Linked DNA regions of Homo sapiens: region 1 is linked to region 2. The links are chromatin loops, found by intact Hi-C in ENCODE. Cell type or tissue: endothelial cell of umbilical vein. All regions are shown on one strand. Each heading gives the region's core, and the rest is flanking DNA. Links, peaks and the distances in the headings are about the cores only.

Evidence for each region. Hi-C counts contacts between places; a loop is a spot of excess contacts. Peaks named below come from ENCODE experiments on the same cell type or tissue, not always from the same donor. Only the 100,000 strongest peaks of a DNase experiment are listed, where the experiment ranks them.
Region 1: it touches region 2 in a loop (7-fold over the local background); 3 of 110 quality-filtered maps call a loop at or near these places.

What each region holds. Positions count from the first base shown.
Region 1 is chr9:87,144,054-87,154,465 of GRCh38, forward strand. It overlaps LINC02872 (long intergenic non-protein coding RNA 2872), which reads left to right and starts at 4,591. Exons shown (of 2, transcript NR_161226.1): 1 at 4,591-4,845. RefSeq lists enhancers at 4,194-4,702, 4,703-5,210. In endothelial cell of umbilical vein, for the core only: no CTCF peak of the experiment used is centred there; a DNase peak (open chromatin) is centred at 4,488; H3K4me3 peaks cover 578 bases.
Region 2 is chr9:87,265,174-87,275,585 of GRCh38, forward strand. It overlaps LOC105376126 (a long non-coding RNA gene), which reads right to left. Exons shown (of 15, transcript XR_007061642.1): 8 at 257-319. Among named protein-coding and RNA genes, the nearest start is that of LINC02872, 120 kb to the left of the region's middle. In endothelial cell of umbilical vein, for the core only: no CTCF peak of the experiment used is centred there; a DNase peak (open chromatin) is centred at 5,388.

The sequences.
Region 1 (10,412 bases), core at 1,258-9,257, 120 kb before region 2:
AAAAGACAGTCCGTAGGAAAATAAGTTTGATAAACTAACCCCTTTTGAAATTCTCATTGTGCCAGGGCATGTAGAAAATGATGAAAAGTCTCTGGGAAAGCTCATGACAGGCAAACTTGCCTGGCTTTGGTTAGACAATAAAGAGCTACTGGAAGGTTTCAGGTAGTGGAGACTATGCATTAGATCAGAACTATGCATTAGCTAGTTAAATTTGCTGAAAGTACAATTTCCCTAAAAACAAGAGCGAATGTAAATTAAAGAAGCACTATCTATATCCTTCATGTTTTTCCTCTCATCTTAGTCTTATGCATGGGTTTTGCACTGAGCATCTTTCCCAGTTTCACCATTAGTTGACCCCTGCAACTTACAATCCTTGTACTTAAATTCACATCTCTATAAATTAGTAACAATGCCTTATGTTCTGATACGTATGAGGATTAAATGAGATAGTACCTATATTCTCATTTATATCTTCTTCTTACTACTGCTATTATCTATAGATTCATAGATTTCTATATACATATGTTCCAGAAAAATTTCCTGGGCATTTTGATATATTATATAGGACACTGAACTCATCTACTTACCCAGTGAAAAATTTATGTCCTCTGAAGTTTATTAATGAGGCTCCTTTGGTTGAAATTCTAATTATACTGTATGGACTTATATATTTTTGTCTTCCTCAGGGAAAGGAAGTTACAAATTTTTGTCTTCCTCAGGGAAGAACATATAGAAAGAAAGAGGAAAGGAAAAGGAAAAAGGAAGGAAGGGAGAAAGAGAACGAAAGAAAGAAGGAAGGAAAAGAAAAGGAAAGAAAGGAAGAAAGGAAGGAAGGAAGGAAGGAAGGAAGGAAGAAAAGAAAGAAAGGAAGAAAGAAAGAAAGAAAGAAAGAAAGAAAGAAAGAAAGAAAGAAAGAAAGAAAGAAGGAAAGAAAGAAACCTTGTTCCCCTAGAGAATAAGAGTGAAAGTAAGCCAGTGTGGCAAGTTAATGTTAGTCGGAAACAACAGAAGCTCTTTGCAAACTAGGAGAACAGAGAATTGGCTCAGTCATTTTCCAGAAATGAGAATTTCTAGGTCAACCGCAAAATTAGAAGTTTATAACCAAGAGTTCAGCCAAAAGAGCCAACAGTTCCCCATGAGTCTGAGGGTTATCCACTACAGCTATGTTCAAGCTTATGTTCTGTTTTCAGCTTGGTATTCTAACCATGCTATGGCAGAAATATCTCTGATCATGCCCTTCTTGCATTGGTTTGATCTTCCATCTCTGAAGTCAACTAAGGCCACATGCAGTAGACATTTCTGTAAAGACCATCACCAAGCGTGGGATGCTTGGTGCAAAGGCATAGATGAGATACCCCGAGCTATGATGAGGTTACCTAAAGAATCTCAGGAAGCCAACCCCCAACTACCTGAAGGGGGAACATTTCAAAAATATTAGGATCTTACTATGTTTCAGGAACCAGGCTACAGATGGGGAAACAACAATAAACAAAAAGCAGACCAATCTCTGCCCTGTAAAGCTTATGGTCTAGAGAGGAAGGCAGACAAATTCTGCAACTTTGGTTAGTGTTCAAGAGGAAAGAGGCTTAGTACTTTGAGGGGCTGTCATCCGGCTTCATCTTGGAGGTCAGAGAAGGCATTCCTGGGGAAGCAAAATCTAGATGATGACTAAGAATTAACCAGGCAAAAAAGGGATGGAAGTAAAATTTCAGATTCTATTTGCACCAGCCTCATAGCAATAGCATCAGAAATATTCAAGGATCTGAAAGAAAAAATACAGTGTAGTTGAAATCTACAGAAAAGATCCAACTGATGCACCAAGAGAAAAAAAGGAAAAGAACAAAATAGAGCATAAGAGATATAAGGAACCCAATCAAATGCTCCCTAGCACAGCTGCAACTTGAGTCCCAGAAGGAGAGGAGAGGCTGAAATGGGGCAGAGCATTATTTGAAGAAATAATATCCAAGAGTATTCCAAAACAGGTGACAGACTTTGACCCACAGACTAGATCTAAATGTTCAGCAAATCCCCGCAAATGATAGATAAACAAATTGTAATATGCCCATACAATGGGGTTCTATTCAGCACAAAAGACAGAACTTCTGATATTTGAAACAACATAGAAGACTCTAAAAGCATTATGATAAATGAAAGAAGCTTGTCACAAAAGGCTACATACTGTATGATGCCATTCATATCACATTCCGAAAAAGGCAACACGATAGTGATAAAAATCAGACCAGTGGCCACCAATGCCTGGGGTGGGTAGGAAACTGGCTGGAAGGAGGTACAGGAAAACTTCTGGATTGGGGGCCTCTCACATATTAACAGTATGATAAAAACAGGCTACAAAGTAATATCACCAGTAGGATGGAGATTTTGTTATATTTATAATAGAAAAGTCTAAAAGAAAACATCCATAATTCAACCATCAGGAGTTAGCTACTGCTTCATTTTTGTTTGCTTTTAATTGTGTTGTTTACACTTTTCTTTACTGAGTTTTCTACAATGAGAATATAACTATTATAGTTAGGGAAAATATTATTTTTGAAAACAACTAGTAATATTCATACTGATTCTAAAACATAAGCAAGCTATTTCCTAATAAGTTTATAATTTATTTTCTAATTTTAAATATTCTCCTTTAATAAAAGAATGTTTTTAAAATAATTTTAAAATTTTGTATTGTTAATTCTACACACACACACACACACACACAAGCTTCATCCATATTTTAAAATCTCTGTCTATAGTAATCACTACCTTTGGGTTTGCAGAATTCTTAGCTAAATTATTCACTTACCTGACCACCCCCCCCCAACAAGCCCCCAAATAAAGTGAATTTCCAACATGGTGTTTGCATTGCTAATTGATGTCTACCTGCAAGATTTTCCAAGTGGAAGGTACAAAGGGAGACGGCAGGTCTCCAAAAACAGATCAGGGCTCCCTAGCCTTTGTGTGTCACCTGTTTCTAAACAGCACAATTAGAGCAATAAATGCTGCAGCCCCGTGTTTGGCCTGACGGGATGATGACCCTGCGGCTCAGCAAGGCCACGTATGACAGACTAACTACTTGAAAAAGGACTCTCTTGAGGGTTACTTAACACAGTCACCTGTTGATTTATGAACACGCACACTCACACATACCTTGTCTCACCCTTTTAATCATATCAATTTGCTGCATCTCAGCAAAAGAAAAAAAAACCGAAACCACTAATTACTCACAAATAAGTCAATGGCAAAGCTCCACATCTGCTCAATCTGGATGGATGAAGTTTGTAAACCACTAACACTTCATTTTCCCCTATTTTGTAATGAATTTTTAATTACATAAGAAATAAGTGAATTCATTCTCTTCTGAAATATTAGGACATTTACTCAAAAGTGCCTTTTGACCACATTCTCCAATTTCTATCCCTCTGAACCCTCCCCTTGGATAGTTTGGGGTTTGGGGATTTAGCCTTGCAGTCCTTTTATATATGGTCTATAGTAGCCTATAGTGCAGCACAGAGAGCGGTATTTCTTCATGAGGGTTTTTCTTGTTTTTCTTTTCTTCTTTCTCTCTCCCTCGCCCTCATTCTTTTCTTACATAAATGGTTTCATACTGCAGTTTCATTCTGCAAATTGCTCATTTTTTTTTTGAGCCTTATCCCAGGCTAGTTCAACTAGATCACTTTTATTTATTTTAACTGCTGTATACAATTCCATCATATAAATACAGCACACACACACTTTACTTATTCCCTGTTTGATTCCCTGTTGATAAACAATCCAATTTTTCACCATCACAAGCAATGCCACCACGTACATAGTCATATCTGACAATCCATGTCCACATGTTCCTCCCACCCAGGCACACCAGGTCCATTGCCACCACACTGAAATGTCAGGCAGCTTGACAATCAAGTCACGTGGTGCCTGGGTCTCAGTTCTCCGCGTTCTGGAACTCGGTGGAGCAGGGCTCTTAGGGTCTTGTGGCCACCTCACCGGGTCAGACTCTCCCCGAGGTGGGAGGACAAGCTAATAGGAGAAACAGGGCCATTTCTTCACCCAACCACTCAGGCTGCCAGACTCATTTTCAGATTCAAATGCAAAATTTCATTATTTCCCCTCAAACCTAAAACCCCACCTAAAGGCGGTTGAGTATTTGGCATTCCCTCTACATTGATCCTGGCTGAGGAGGGCCCGGGGGACTCAGGTCTGAGGAGGACACGTTTTCCAAGGCGGCCCTCCTTCCAGTGCTGCCAGGAGAGGGAAAAGGCACTCAGGGAGTTTTTGCTGGAGATAAGAGCAATTTTTGAAAAAAAGGTAGTAAGGCAGGAGGTGGAGTCTGCCACGGGTCTCTTTCAAACTTGCTACTTTCCATCCCGTTAATACAATCCCGGCCCTGTTTCCCGGCCCCGCGGCCATTGCAGAGTCATGAAGTCATCGCAGCTGCGCCTGCAGCCAGGCGGGAACGGGAACGGGAACTGGCTGGCCGCGGTCCCTTCTGTCCCCCGCCAGCCGGAAATGTCCGCGCGCTGAAAAGCAGACGCTGCCTGCCCGGGGAACGGCGAGAGAGAGCGAGAAAAAAAAAAGCCTGAAGGCGGCGCGGCAGCCAGCGAGAGGGGAGAAACAGATTCACACCCAGGGGCCTCCGGGCAGGGCCCACGGGACTCAGGCCGTGTCCCGCTTGGAATGTGGAGCAGGCGCGGCCTCGGCGTCAGCAGAGCTCCCCTGCATCTCCTCCTGGGGGTGTGGGGGCCGAGTGGGAGAACTGGCGGACAGAGGAAAGGGGCCTCGCTCGCAAGGCCCGGGCGGGGAGGCCTGGCCTCCTGCTCAGTCGGTGCAAATGGAAAAAGAGACGTAAGTGCCAAGTCCCAAAAGAGCAAGTCATGGGCCCCGGCTTTACAATCTGTTTCATGAGTTATTCCTCCAAGCATGCCTGGCAGTCGAGTTTCTTCATTAGTGCTGCAGCAAGCAGATGGGAACATGAGCGCCCGAGAGCATGGAGGCCTCGCAGGCAAGCAGGTGGCAGCCCCCAACATTCTGGGCAGGCTCTGGGGTCGAGGGAGCACGTTCTGATGCTTAAATAGCCTCACCTTTTATCCTGACTGGGGTAGTCCTGTGTGGTGGTTTGGTGCCCGTTTTACACCTAGACCCTCTCTCTACCCCTTGACTCGCTCTCTACCCCTTCATCCATAAGTAATGTCTGCCTCCGCCTGATCCCAGGCTGCCTTTCTGGGGTTCCAGAGACGCTGGTTGTGATGAGCAGCAAAGGGCCTCACTGTCTAAGTCGCCCAGCAGTTCCCTTGTCCTCGGGAAGGCTGCATCTTAATGGAGACCAGGAAAGGTAATGCAGGGATGGAGTCTGGATGAAGACCTGCCAAGTTGCGAGGAAGGTGGAATGGCATAGACACGGCGTTCCAAGCAGCCAGGGTTAGCCAGTCAGCTTTCCCAGTGATAGAAACCTTGTAGGCACTTTATCCTGTGACCCCAACTGTCCTCCTCAGGTGTCAACTTCCTTTCCATTACCATTAACTCCTCTTATTCCAACCACAGCTGTTGTCAACCCTCTCAAACCTCTGAAAAACAGGATAAAAGCCCCAGTGGGTATCAAAATCTCTGCCTTGAAATCCTTTTGAAACAAAGATTGTTATTGAGGGAGGTTTTCAGAATGAAGAGGAGGCTGCTGCCGTCTGAATGTGATGGTATTATTAGGAGGTGGGGCCTTTGGGAAATGATCAGGGCATGAAAGTCCTCATGAGTGGGATCAGTGCCCTTATAAAAAAGGCCCCAGAGAGCTGCCTTGCCCTTCCCACCATATGAGGACACAGGGAAAAGGCACCTTCTATACAAACCAGGAAACAGACCCTCACCAGATGCTGAATCTGCTGGTGCCTTGCTCTTGAGCTTCCCAGCCCCCAGAACTGTGGGAACAAACATCTGTTGCTTATTAGCCACCCAGTGTATGGTATCCTGTTAGAGCAGCCTCAGATGACTAAGGCGGCAACTTTCCATCCCCATGTCTGCAGGCCTCAGCCCCCCTCCCACGAGCATTCTCTTCCTTCTTCATGAACATGGGATTTTGTCGGTCCCCCATAGTCCCCAATCCCTCTAGCACTTTGGTTTCATAATGAAAGACATAAGAGGAAAGAAAGATCGCAGAGAAGCAGCACATGGAAACCATCCTGTCTGGAGCAGAGGAGCGAAGAGAGAGGACAGTCTGGGGTAAGATGTTGCTGAGGAAACCCAATTGGGCTGAGGAGTGGCTGGGCTCACCATCTTCCCTTCTTCTGTCTCCCCCTCCGTGGGACAGTGCTGCTCCCCGTGTCCAAGGTCAGGGACAGGGGACAGGGTGGGATTGCCACTTGGGCAGTGTCAAAAAGAAAATAGAAATTCCTGAGGAATGGCTGAGATTGACATGAAAGACAGCCCTCAAGTGGCCCCCACACATCCCTTTTGGGAACCTTTCCTCTCTTTTACCTGAAGTACCTTCATAAATGAGTGCCTGCTTAATTTGTTTTTTAAAAACGGAGTGAAAAACAGGCAATGTTTATGTCTCAAAGAAGCGTTTCTGATGAAAGCACAATAAATGCAGTTTTGCAGTACCATGCAAAGCAATAAACATGGAGTAGCTTCATACTGTGAGTTTAGGTGTGAAAAACTGTAAATACTCGTTAACAAAATCACCCAACCAAAATCACACGAAAAAAGTGAGCTGTATAACTGCGTATTGGCTATGACCTGGGTGTTTGTATAATCTATCATCCAAACAAGAAGCTGTAGGCACAAATCAAACCATCTAGAACACAGGTCCCACTGGCTACAGCTAAACTTGTCAGAGGTTACATCAGTTGTCAGTGTTGTGATGTATAGTAGCCAGCAGTGAACTCCATGGAAGTAATAATGAAAGGTGAACAGCAAGAACACAGCTGTATCATCATAAAGTCAGCGTTGTGGCTCAGACACAATAAAGCACACCTCTGCTCATTCTCCTCCACAAGCTACTGACAAAACACCGAGGACAACAGGAAACAAATGGCAATATGTGGATTTCACAAAAGAGGAAACCCCACTTCCAGTGACATTGCTTCCTGTCATCTGTTCCTCCTCTAAGAGCAGAAAGCCATCATTCTTCGTCTCCAAATTTTATTTTGGAGGTCATGACACATGGGTTTCCTTGGATCTTTGAAATTTACTTGAAACTTAAGAAGAACAGGCTAGACTGTTTTGTGCATCATGATCACAATGATCAATGATCCTAGGCATTGGGAGAACCCTACTCTTGCCCCCAACAGTTCTGGAAGAGACATCACATCTGCTCTCAAGACAAATCCACAGTACAAGATAGGACATGCTGTCTTTCCATGAGACCATGAGTTCCTCAAAGGCAGTGAACATGTTCTAATTTTATCCACTTTCTTTTCAATTTGAGGATGATGCATGCTTCAGGATAGGAACTGAAATACTAGTTCCCTTCTCATTCCTAAAAATGTATACCCACCCATCTTCCACGAGCTCCTGGAAGTTGAGTGGGTCTACATTTTAAACAAATTGCTTACTGGGAATTCATAGGCGCTGTGGTGATTCAGGTAATGGAAGGAAGCCCATGCATAGGAAGGCAGGAGTTAGAGGCAAGATAGAAGCAAGAAAGAGTCAAGAGCGCATCAGGCCCTCTGACCTTTGCCCTTGGCCATCTGCAGCATAGGAGGATGCCCCTTGTGCCAGGTGGCTCTCAGAATCTGGGGACTGTAAGAGCCAGGATCAGCACCCGTCAGTCACATGCTGAGCCCAGCACTGACAATGAACGTGTTCTGTCTATGACTCAAGATATACACTCCATCTTCTTGAACCTTAAAAATATTACATTGAGTTCCTCAGGAAACAGCATTTAGAAATGCAAGCATTTTCATCTCATCGTTTATCTTTAAGACAAGGTTCTGGAGCCTCCTAGGAACTCATTTAAGGGTGCTGAAAAAGGAGTGGGTGAGGCTTTAGTTTGCTTAATCTCAATATTTGAAGTGTATAACATTATATTTGAACTAAAGTTTAATTTGCTAAAAAACGCAAATTGTTTCTCTATTCTGTAGAATATAATTGATTTGTAATGCCTCCTACATGACAAGTGGGAATACAGACTGTGGTTTGCTCTCAAGATGTGTATAGGGTAGTGGGGTAAGAATATGTATATATCCAGATTGTTACAGTCTAAGGCAGATATGGGAAAGCCCTGCTTTGAGTTCTCACAATCTAGAGCCTTCCCCAGTCGCTGAGGGGTGATAAACAAATATCAAGGCATTGTCCATTGTTGTCTGGGAACTAACCTTTTGTCTCTGTCATATAACGCTGAGTTTCTGAGGGTCCCAGTGTGCGTCAGGGGCAGGAGAAACAGTAGGAAGCTCTGTCTGGCTTCTTGCTTCATCAGACAGGACCCGGGCGTTTTTGCCTTATTTAGAAATATACTTGTTTTATTATGACACCGACCGTTTGTTAGCACAGAGAGAGACAGAGAGGCTCACAATGTTTGAGTCCCTTATCTCGCATTGTTTATGTTCTTAAAATAATTTAATTAACTTAATAAACAAAAGCATTTTCAATTCATAAACAAAGAGAGCTCAGAAAAATTGAATGTTCCAAAAGGCAAAATGAATAGAAAAGTCACATCATCCCAAGTCATTCTCTCACCCTCTGTCTTGCACATTCCTGCAAGCCCTGTCCCTAAGAACCAATGGGACTTCTAAAAACTGTCTTCATTTCCTCATTTTGTAAAGATTTTAGTGGGATCTTGGAAGGCTTCTAGACAGATCAATATTAAAACTGGTTCTAAATGCCATGGCTATGTCTACCTTCTGAAATTACTCTAAAAAGATAAAGTGAAAAGGACAAATGATTTGGAATTTACAAAGCCGTTTTAAATGTATAGATAGATTCAGGTTTGGTTTTGTTGTTGTTGTTGTTGTTGTTGTTTGTTTGTTTGAGATGGAGTCTCCCTCTGTCACCCAGGCTGGAGTGCGGTAGCATGATCTCAGCTCACTGCAGCCTCCGCCTCCTGGGTTCAAGCTACCCTTCTGCCCCAGCCTCCAGAGTAGCTGGGATTACAGGCGTGCGCTACCATCCCCGGCTAATTGTTTTATATTTTTTAGTACAGACAGGGTTTCACCATATTGGCCAGGCTGATCTTGAACTTCTGACCGCAAGTGATCCACCCATCTTGGCCTCTCAAAGTGCTGGGATTACAGGGATGAGCCACTGCGCCCAGTCTGATTCAGTTTTTAAAGAAGGAAGAGTTTAAAACTCTAAGGCTGAAGGATGATTTCTGAAAGAGCCAAAGGAATGAAGGGGTTATCTCATTCTGGGTTTAATGCCATCAACACAAGCAAGCAGACTACATAATTTTAATCTTATACTTTTATTAATTTTTGAGATATTTTATTATAAACTTTTTAACCCATAAATGATTCGGAACAGTGTAAAAATACTTATACTCATGACCTCTGAAGTGCACTGTAATCTCTGCACTTCAATAACACAAATGCAGTTTCTGAATTATGAGTGTAAATGTACATGGATGGAATATAAATTATTATGGGGACAAATGTGCTATCTACAAGTAGTTATGTATTTTATACAGTTAATATTAGCTAACTTGGTTTAAACATTAATTACATGTTAGGCACATACTAAGAAATTCAAGTGTATTATCTCTTAATCCTCCAAGTGTATTATCTCTTAATCCTCCATGAACCCATGAGGTAGACACAATTGTTTCTTACATTTTACAGATGAGGAAACTGAGGTTTGGAGTTTGCCCAACAAACATAGCTAGAAAGTGATAGAGCCAGCCTCGAACCCAGCCTCTCTGACACTGTCCTGTGGGATGGTGAAGAGACGGCATGGAGATATGATTAGTTGTAATATTATTACAGCAATGATTATTTTAAAAAGCAGGTGATTTGTCATTGTTTTTGACATGTCTCAAATTTTTCCTGATAAACCCTCTCATCTATGTCAGTCATAGTTCAATCAGAAGCAGACGCACTAGGAGGTAATACATGTTTTATGTATGCATGTCAAACACACAGACACACACTTATACACACATATACATATATACCTATGTGTGTGTGTGTGTGTATCTTTGTTACAGGGATTTGTACCTTACAAAGTTGTGGGTTCTTGCTAAGCAATCTCTGTAAGGACATTGTCCACAAGGCAGGCAGTGGGGAAGCAAGGACAAGATGGAGCCCACGGGCACAAGCTGGAACCCATGAGGATGGACTGAGACTCATGCCAATTCTTGCTGCCTCTGACTTTGATGGTGTGGGTGTCCTGCAGGAAAAGCTTGTGCCCTTTATCACAGAGCTGGCCCAGGAGCCAAGAGGCCAAAGCAGGACAGCAGGGGCCTGCTGTCCCACACCAGCAACAAGCAG
Region 2 (10,412 bases), core at 1,384-9,383:
AAGATTAGTTTAAAACATGAATTTGTAGGTGTATGATCTGGGAGGGGATACAGGTTTTTAATTGTATAATAGATATTATTATCTTTCAATCATTTAGACTAATAATTTCACTTGGATATGAACCCAAGGGGTACAGTTGAAGGCCGTTTGTGAAGGCCATGGTTGGAGTGACCCCCTGATCCCCATAAAGGCTGGATTCTGCATTATATGAGCTTATCTCTTCAAAAGCAAACCCCTCCTCAACTTTTCAAATTACCCCTGTGAGGTTGAAGATGCTTAGACATAATCCAGTCCCAATGATTGACACCAGCAGAAGTACCTACGGGGAATGAAAACACAAAATGTATTCAGTTTGATTCCTGTATGCATCCCTGTCCCTCTCTCATGCTGGCCATGACTAGATTTCTAACTTAATATTTCCAAAATAATGAAGGTCTTAGTGGGGATGGAACAATGATGAGGAGGAGAAAAGGAAAAGTCCAGGTAACAAAGGTCATTCTGGCTCCTAAGTGACCAGCAGGAAGGAAGTTCTCCCATCTTCTTCTGATCCTTCCAGGCTCCCTGCTGAAGGCGTCCTGTAGGAAAATGTCACTTAAGAAGTTGAAGCACAAGCAATACCGACGTTTGCCAGACTTCCCACTCAGCTTCCAACTGCAAGCAATTGACCATTCGCGTGAACAACGACAGGGCTTCCTAGGCTTCCCAGGCTTCTTAGCGTGGCCTCTTATGTTGATGAGATTCCTCCACTCATAAGTCTCTAGGGAAAGCAGGGCCCCTTCCTCCTACCAAGATGAAAAAGTCTTGCTATTCATCTCCCCAACCCTCCCAGCAGCTAGGACATGGCCACATGCTTTAAAGGTGGTCGACAAACAGTACCCACCCAGCACTTTGAATCTTGAAGGAGTAACATCCAGGCTAAAGTTCAATTAAAGTTACTCACAGTGGCCTCAGAGATACAAGCAGTGCTGTGGAGAAGGGCCACTGCTGGCAATGCCAGAGGGCAAGCTTACGGAGGCCGTCCCTCCAGTGGGACTGTGGCTCTGTGTCCTTGCACCCCACAGAGGCCCCTTCTTCAGCCTTCCTCTCAAGTGCATGATTCCCTGATAACCTTTACATTAATATTCCTTCTCTTTAAATTAAACACAGTACACTTCTGTTGTTTGCAACCAAGAATACAGACACAGATACAAATAAAATACAAATTATGTTGGAATCAGCTGATTTCCTGCCCCTTTTTTGTTGGCATCAAGAGGGGCCACATGTCACATGTCTTGCTTTAGTGCAAGAAATGGGAGTAGAAATGACCATGTGTCACTTCTGGGCAGAAGTTTTGAGAACCAGCCTACAGTTTGCTCTGTCTCGTTTCCTTCTGCCACAGATCACCATGTTTCAGATACACCAGGGATCAGCCAATTTGCTCTGTAAAAGGTCAGAAAGTAAAGATTATCTTCATTGTGGGCCATACTGCCTCTATTATGACAACTTAATCCTGTTGTGGTGGTGTGAAAACGGTACATAAACAAATAACCATGTCTATCTTTCAATAAAACCTGATTAACAAAGACAATAGCAGGCCAGATTCTGCCACAGCTCACAATTTCCCAACCCTGAAATTGAGAGAGTTCTGTCCACCTCAGTCCTAGAGTAAAGAGATAAGCAGCAGAAACTCAGCAACTTCCAACACACATATAGCAGGAGTGAAAAATCCAACTTTGTGTTTGAAAATCACTAAGCTTTGGGGGTCATTTGTTACCACAATGTAACTCAGCCTATGCTGACTGATACATGAGTACGAAAAGATAATCTCCATGCAAGTAAACAAAAATTGATTTTTGTATGATTTGATGAGGTTAGATCTACAAGAGGTGGGGAAAACTTCTTTACCTCTCAAGGTCAAAAAGCAAAAATAAATTCTTTTTCTTTCTGTGATACAGTTTCACATCAACCACTGGTGCCTGTAACCCCATGACCCTTATCATTACAGAGCAGCAGTTTTGTTCTGTCTCATGAACACTGGAACAGAAGCCCAGAGGACTGGACTCCAGTTCTCAACTCACTTCGAATTAGTTGTTTAACTCTGAACTGCTCACATTCCACTCCCAGTCTCAATTTCCGCATGTGCAAAACAAAAAGCTGTGCCAGCCCACAGCATCGTCTTCAACCTCTCCTACTTAGGGCTTTCCTAAGAGCACTGTTTACTGATGACTGACAGCAACAAGAGGTTCAAAAATGACAATGAGTAATCAAAAGCCTCTTTTGAAATGGATCCCGTTTGCTGGGATGTGGATGTTGAGCAAAGACACAGCTCTTCGGAAAGTGGGGAACATTTTCCAGGCCCACAAGAAGCAGCGTGATAGAGCCAGTGGAACAGAGCCGTGGGGATGAAACTGAGTTTTGTGCCCATGTTTCTCTGTATCCCTACTGAAAATTTAACACTCAGCCGTTTCATCACTCTTGGCCTCGGGAAGAAATTCCTTCATGCTCCTTGGTTGTTTCCAATGAATGTTCTCATCTCAGATCAAGGCTAAATGCAGAAAAGGGGGACCACTCACTTCTTTCTTTACTTTGATGCCCACAAGGGGTTGAGGAGCTTCTCAGAGCCAACAGTGCGTGTGCCAGACCCAGCCCAGCATCTGGTGCCCGTGGGATCTGTGCATGTGAGATCCCAATTTAATCCCCATGCCAGAGGCTTAATCCCTGAACTCTGAATCAGTCCTTGGCAGAGAGAAGGCTCTTGGCCGACTTGTAAATTTCCATCCTTCAAGCCACCTCAGGCCAATCAACAGCTCAACAACCTCCTGCGTTCCTCAGGGAGCCTCTACACAGCCCCACCCGCACCTCCAGGTTGAGACACTCAGTCATGGAAGGGCGGAAGAGAGGGGGCGTCAAAACCCTCATCTGCTCCAAAACTCTGTCCTAGCCACCTGGCCCCTGACTGAAAAAAAATTGGCCAAACCCTAGTCTGCAGTATTCTCTACCACAGGCAATCTTGGGTTACATCAACCCATCAGTAGCTCTGAAAATATTGTCAGGCTACTCTTCAGGCTAAGTAACAGGGAGCAAGACCCTAAAGATTATGGGACAAGTTGAATGAGTATGTGCCTGTGTCTGCACATGGCAGATTATGTGCATGAATTAGGAATGGAGCCTGCGACAAGAAAGCTGAAAAAACTTGAAGATGTAACAGGTTTGAGCAAAGCATTTTAAGGGAGGATCTGGAAAGGCAGTAAGCAGATAGTAGGGGAATACTGAGCCCTGGGGAGAAAAAAAAACAAAAACCTCTATGATCACTGATATTATTATTTGAGTAGGCAAAGTATTTTCACATACATATTCTCTCATTTAACTTCCCTTCAGAAACCACAAGACGTATATGAAAATGTAAACTTTCTATCAGAGGAACCCATGCTCTGAAACGGCTCACCCAAGGTGACTTGTGAATGGGACTAGGGCCCATTTCTTCTATATCTTTTGTTTTGTTTTGTTTTGTTGTGAGACAGAGTCTTACTCTGTCACCCAGGCTGGAGTGCAGTGGTGCTATCTCGGCTCACTCTAACCTCCACCTCCCGTGTTCAAGCGATTCTCCTGCCTCAGGGGCCCGAGTAGCTGGGACTACAGGCATGTGCCACCACGCCGGGCTAATTTTAGTATTTTTCGTAGAGACAGGATTTCACCATGTTTGTCAGGCTGGTCTCGAACTCCTACCTCAGGTGATCCACCTGCCTCGGCCTACCAAAGTGCTGGGATTGCAGGCGTGAGCCACCACACTCGGCCCCATTTCTTCTACTTCTGAGTCCAGTGCTCTTTTTCCCGGGACACTGAGACTTAGTTCAAGATTTGCCTGGGGCTAAACACACACCAGAGGTGGACATGCCCTATGACAAAGGAACACATGGCCTCTCAGTGCCTGATTGGGAACCCAGCTGCCAGCCGTCACAGTGCCAAGATGGGGCAAGGGGAGGGCAGGCTGGAGCCTGGTACCCGCTCATCCCCAGCACTCCTGCCACACCTGGAACCACATCAAGCCCCGACAGCCTCAAACGCAGTGCCCTGGGGCCTTGACTTCATTTGTTTCTCACTTCGTATCAACAGTCAAGATTTAAAATTATAATAATAATCAAAATCATTGAGTCCCTCTGATGGCAGGACACCTGATGTACACTGGGCATTTTACATGAGATATTTAAAATAATTCTAACCACCCTTTGGGGCTGTTACTGCATCTTCTTTTTGTAAGAACACTGAGGCTCAGAGAGGTTAAGTGGTTTGCCTAAAGTCCCCCTGGGGACCTGCTGAGGATGCAGGCCAGCTGTGACCAGTGCTCCTCACAGCAGCACCACCACACCCCAGGGCCAACTGAGACACAAACATCAGTGTCCACAGGGGCCACGGAGGGAGGGAAAATTGTTACCAGAAAAAAGAGAGAGCACAACACCCACATCACTGCATAGACAGGGCTGCGACCTGGCCACAGTAACCTGGAAAACCTTGCAGCTGTGGGAGAATGGTGAGGAAGGAAGTTAGGCTTTCCTTCCTGAACCCCAAACCTTTCCTCGCCTCCTTTTCTCTGTTTACGAAATCTGTCTTTGATTACTAATCAACAGCATTTTCATTATTAACATAACTCTCTAGTACACGTGAACCATGCTATAATTAAACAGAATTTATGTTCAGTAGATTTATAAAAGTCAAAGAATAATGGAAGAGAGATTTGAGTGTGAAAGTGTGAAACGCAAACAATAGGAGAGAAAGTTGTAAAGCAAAACATATGACATTCCTTCTGCATTTTTCTCTTGATTCCCAAGCCTTAAACCAACATTATGTGCATGAAAAAATCATGATTGATTCTGGAAAATATTTTTTTAGGGCTCATTATTTTCCATCGAATCTCTTATGGGTAAGTTTTAAAATTTAGAATAAAAACCTAAATCCTTTGAATTTTCCATATAGCTTTTATTTTTTACCTCCAGCCCTAATCAAGTAGAACACATTATGTTTCCCCTATAGAAAAAGGTCTCTCTCATTCTTAAGCAGATTTGAAAGAAATTGTAAACCAATCCAGTCTCAACACTGCCGATACATCTGGCAAGGCAATCAGAGTCAACACAGACCACAGAAGCCCAGGCCGGCGCTGGATGTGAGCTGCAAGGATGAGGATGAGGACAAGAAGGGGAGGAATTTCACGTGCTTTTCTTTGTACTTGCCCAGAGTGAATGCCCGTCTCCTCCACTCTACTCTGAGCCCGAAGGGAGATCTCAGACACACAAAAGAGAATTCGACACTAGGAAAGTTTCTGTGTATTTCTTAGCAGTATTTTTCTAAGCATACGTTATGACGTACACCCTGGGTAGTGACTGTCTCCCCACGCGTGTGTGTGTGTGTGTGTGCCCACACACTCATCCTGACCACGGACTCTCCCCTCCTTTCACGACATCAACCTGCTGTGCCCCATTATCTCTGGCCTTTGTGGCTTAGAAGGTCAGAGACACTGTTCCCTGGATAAGATCCAGAAAAGGAAGGAAGCGGAAACAAAAATGTTTTTGCAGTGAAGTGACCTGATTACACGCAGAGTGACTATTTCTAAGCCATCCTATAACTACCCCCATTCAGCACTGGAACCAAGCCACAAAAGCAGCAGAGGCCTCCCCCAGTGCCGTTACTGGCTTGGTGAAAACTGCGACTGCAAATGACAAAGCTGGTCTTTATTCCTGAGTGATTGTGAGTGCGGTGGGGATGAAGAGTTTGGAGGGATAGGGACAGCTTTGCGGTGGCCAAGGGGCTTCCCCTCAGGTGAGTGCAGTTAAGGACAACTGTGGGTTCTGCACCAAAACATCAGGGTTGAAGTCTCGGTTTCACCATCTGCAAGCTGCATGACGTTAGATACGATTCATTAAAGCCTCTATGTCTCAGTATTCTTATCTGTAAAATGGGTGATTATGAATTGGTTGTAATGAAGTAAGTGAAGTGCCAGAAGGTAACAGTAGCTATTGTTATTGTATGGGGTCCTTACTAAGACCCACAACGCCCTTACCTCTCCCTCCCTCCAGAACATACGATTTTGCTCACAGGGTTCATCCTGGTCACTGATCTATTTCTCAAACATTCTATTTCTCACCAGGTCTCCATCCACCTTATCCCTCTTCCCTGGAGCGTATCCGTGGTCTCCTCAGAGGCCTTGTTAGCTCACCAACACCACCCCCACCCCAAAATGCTCAGCACTGCATTATCCTGAGGGTTTCCCACAGAACACTGGTCATTGTCTGAAACTGTTCACTTTAAAAAAAAAATACTCATTTATGCTCAGTATCTCCCACTTAGAGTGACCTACTTATCCCAGTTTGCCCGGGGCTCTCCCAGTTTGGGCAGGAAGCCCCTCGGTCCAGAGCAATCCAGGACAGCGGCTCACCCCAGAGCCCAGGAGAAGGCCAGGGCAGAGGCCACCTTCTTCACTCCGTGTCTTCAGCACTAGAGAAGGCCCGACTCACAGCAGGAGCCCAAAACACAGGGAATGGAGGAAGAAAGGCATTAATATTTTTCTAAGAATTGTAATTAAATCAGTCTATCCAATCATGAGAGACTCACACCTCCTCTGATTTCTAATCTACAAAGCAGAGAGAATAAAAGTGGAAGTTACCAGGGTTGTAGATTTTTTTAGCTAGACAGAGCTTTGCTGGAAGGATGAGCCCAGACCACGCCTCTTACCCTACCGGGGTGGGGGAAATTAAGGTCCACAGCCTGATGGTCATTGCTAAGGTCATCAGCTGGTATGTAGCAGAAACAAGATCTCTCAGGATACAACTTACTGAGAAGTATTGTATGAACTGTAAAGCAATACTTTGACATTAAGGTATTTACATTATTCTTTACTTGTAAATTTATGATCATTTTATCTCAGCAGGAATCCAGAACAAACTAGCCTTCATCTAAAGAATTATGATTTATCTAGAACTCTTGAGTTATATTAAACTGAAGCACTACCCCCATCCAAGTTCCTAATCAATTCAAATTGCTTAAATGTTTACATATTTTCAATTCCTTTTTTATAAACTCAGCTTAACCACTTCCTAAGACATTGCCACTTTTTGTCACATGTAGTTCTTTGAAACCAAAGAAGTAGCAACTAAAGATAAAATCGTCAATGGACAAAAATCACCGATACCCACAGTCAGCAAGGTCTCAATGCAAATTTGTTGGCTGCTTAAAAGGACCAGAAGCACTAGACAAAAGCATACACTCCCAATATGAGTTTTCAAGGTTTTGTTATCTGATATTTTATATGGTCAGCCAGATCAACAGTGGTCCTTGTTCACATAGAGTATCTCAGATGACAGATGGATATAAATTCATCCCCATTCATGCTAAGATCTAAATTCTATACATGCAGATAAAAGAAAGATATCTTGGAAGAAATTTTAACCTGATGTGAAATATAGCACTTATTAACCATCATTCTAATCATCTCTAGTAGATATTTAGACAGCATTTAGCAATTTGCAATAGGAGTTCAGAAATTATCTTGTTTGAACTCAAATGCAAATCAGTGGGAGCAAAATGATGAGAACTTATGAATGCAAAGAAGGAAACAACAGACCCTGTAATTAGTCAATTAGTTGACTAATTACGGAAGTTTTCATCGCTAGGAAGTACCTAAGTCATCGGAGATTATTTTCATTTCTAATCAACCTTCAAGTGACACTGAAGTTCCTAATACATTGTTTATTTATTTATTTTAAACTGAGACAGAGTCTCGCTCTGTTTCCAGGGCTGGAGTGCAATGTCCAATGACCCTCCTTGAAGGTGGAGGGTGGGAGGAGGGAGAGGAGCAGGAAAGATAACTATTGGGTACTGGGCTTAATTCTTCGGTGATGAAATAATCTGTATATCAGACCCTCATTATATGAGTTTACCTATGTAACAAACCTTTCAATGTACCCCAAAACCTAAAATAAAAGTTAAAAACAAACAAAAAAGAAATGGTACAACCATTGTGGAAAACAGTACGGTGGTTTCTCATACGGTTAAAAATTGAGTTGCCATATGATATGGAAGTGCTACTTCTGGGTATATCCCCAAAAGAATAGAAAGCAGGGCCTCAAAGAGATATCTGTACACCCACGTTCATGGCAGCATTCTTCGCAATAGCCGAAACATGGAAGCAATCCAAGCGTGCACTGACAGATGAATAGATAAGCAAAATGCAGTGTAGATATACCACAATGGAATATTGTATTAACCAGTCTTAAAAGGAAGGAAATTCTGACACAGCTTATAGCATAGATGAACCTAAATGAAAAGAACCAGTCACAGAAAGCAAATCCAGTATGCTTCCATTTATACCTGGTACCTAGAAGAGTTAAAATCAGAGAGGCAGAAAGGAGAATGGCGGTCGCTAGGGGCTTGAAGCAGGGACAAATGGGGAGTTACTATTTCATGAGTGTGGAGTTTCTGTTTTACACGATGAAAAGTGTCCTGAAGATGGATGGAGGTAATGGATGCACAACTTGATGAATGTGTTTAATACCACTGGATTCTACACTTAAAAATGGTTAGGAGGGCCAATTTTATGTTATATGTATTCTTCCACAATAAAAAAAATAACAAATTAAAGAAAAAGCAGAGAGGCAGAGTTGACTAACTACAGGAGTTTTCATAGCTGGGAAGTACCTAAGTCATCAGAAATGATTTTCATTTCTAATCAACCTTCAAGTGACACTGAAGTTCCTAATACTTTATTTATTTATTTGTTTGTTTGTTTGTTTGTTTTTTAATTGAGATGGAGTCTCGCTCTGTCACCCAGGCTGGAGTGCAACGCCCACTGCCCGGGTTCAAGCAATTCTCTTGCCTAAGCATCCCTAGTAGCTGGGACCACAGGCATGCGCCACCACGCCCGGCTAATTTTTTTGTATTTTTAGTAGAGATGGGGTTTTGCCAGGCTGGTCTCAAACTCCTGACCTCAGGTGATCCACCCCCCTCGGCCTCCCAATGTGCTGGGATGAGCCACTGCTCCTGGCCTGAAGTTCCTAATACTTTAAATTACTCTTCCCCTACTGATGATCTGTAAATAAGGTATTTTAAAAGAACAAAGTTCACTGTGTGAAAAAAAAATTGAGGAAATAAGCTGACTTTCCCAAGTTTACCCAGCTACAATGGTGGGGAGTGGAATCTGAAGTCAAGCGTGTGTGTAGTACACAAATGTGCCTTTTATTTTCCAATTTTCTATTATCAGCACTGCTTTGGGAAGAAGATAGAGGAAAGAGAAGAAAAGACCCTCAGACCAATGTATACTTCTTTCACAAAACACACACCCAATGCAAATTACACAGTATAGTTAGCTGAGGGGCATAATTTGTCACACAAATAAACAAACACTATTTGGTTCCGTCTGTGGCTACTGCAGTTATAATGAAAATCTAAAAACAACTGTAATGCTTCTAACCATAAAATTATAAGGCAAGAAAATGGATTTAGATAACTGTGAGAGCCTTAATTGTATGTTTGTAAACTCACAGACAAAGCTTTTACTCAAATTTAGCTCCAGCTCAAATAGCACACCCAAATCACACTTTCTATTTAGCCCTTCTCCTGCCGTATAGATCTAAGACCCCAGGCATTAGAAAACTCTGTCTTTACAAAAGCATGTGTATTGGGCGTGGAGAGGAGGGAGGAAATATAAGCAGCTTAATGTGGCAAAGGTAGCTGGAGAGATGGGATCCATGAAAGAAAGCACTCCGGGACACCTTAACTGCATTTGTTCAATTACACCTGATCAAAGAATTCCATCAGAACTCCAGTGTCAGAACTACAAGGAGCCAGAGATCCAATGTCCTCATTTTAAAGACATTCAGAGATGGCAAATAATTTCTTGGGCTCACACAGAAATTTATATGGCTCAAGTTCCCATAGGCCCATGCTGAGCTTCCTCGCACTTCACCTCAGCCAATGCTTGGTGACTATAGCAGCATCCGTTCCTGGCCAACCCAGTAGCAAGTTGTAGGGAGCCAGCCCTGTCTGTTTAGGGCTCCAGTCTCTTTCCCTCCTCCAACGGGCTGGGTGCAGAGAGGAGAGCCAGCCAGCCCCCTCCATTCCTCCTCCCAGCCCCTAATTCTAGTCTGGCACCAGCCCAGAAACTGGGGCAGCAGCAAACGTCCTGACAAACGTCCTGCCCTGGAGGAGCTGAGGACCACAGGCAGGAGACAAACGAGAACATGGCAGAGGGGGATGTGCTGTCCAGACACTAGAGCAGGAGGGAGGCAGGAGAATGGGTGGAGTGGTGATTTTGGTAAGGGAAGAGCACTAAGCGTCTTGGATGTGACATTTGAGCAAAGACTTAAATGATGAAATGGGAGAGAGTCGATGACTGGGGTAAGAACATTCCAGAGAGAGGAAATGGCAGGATAGAAAGGCGAGCAAAT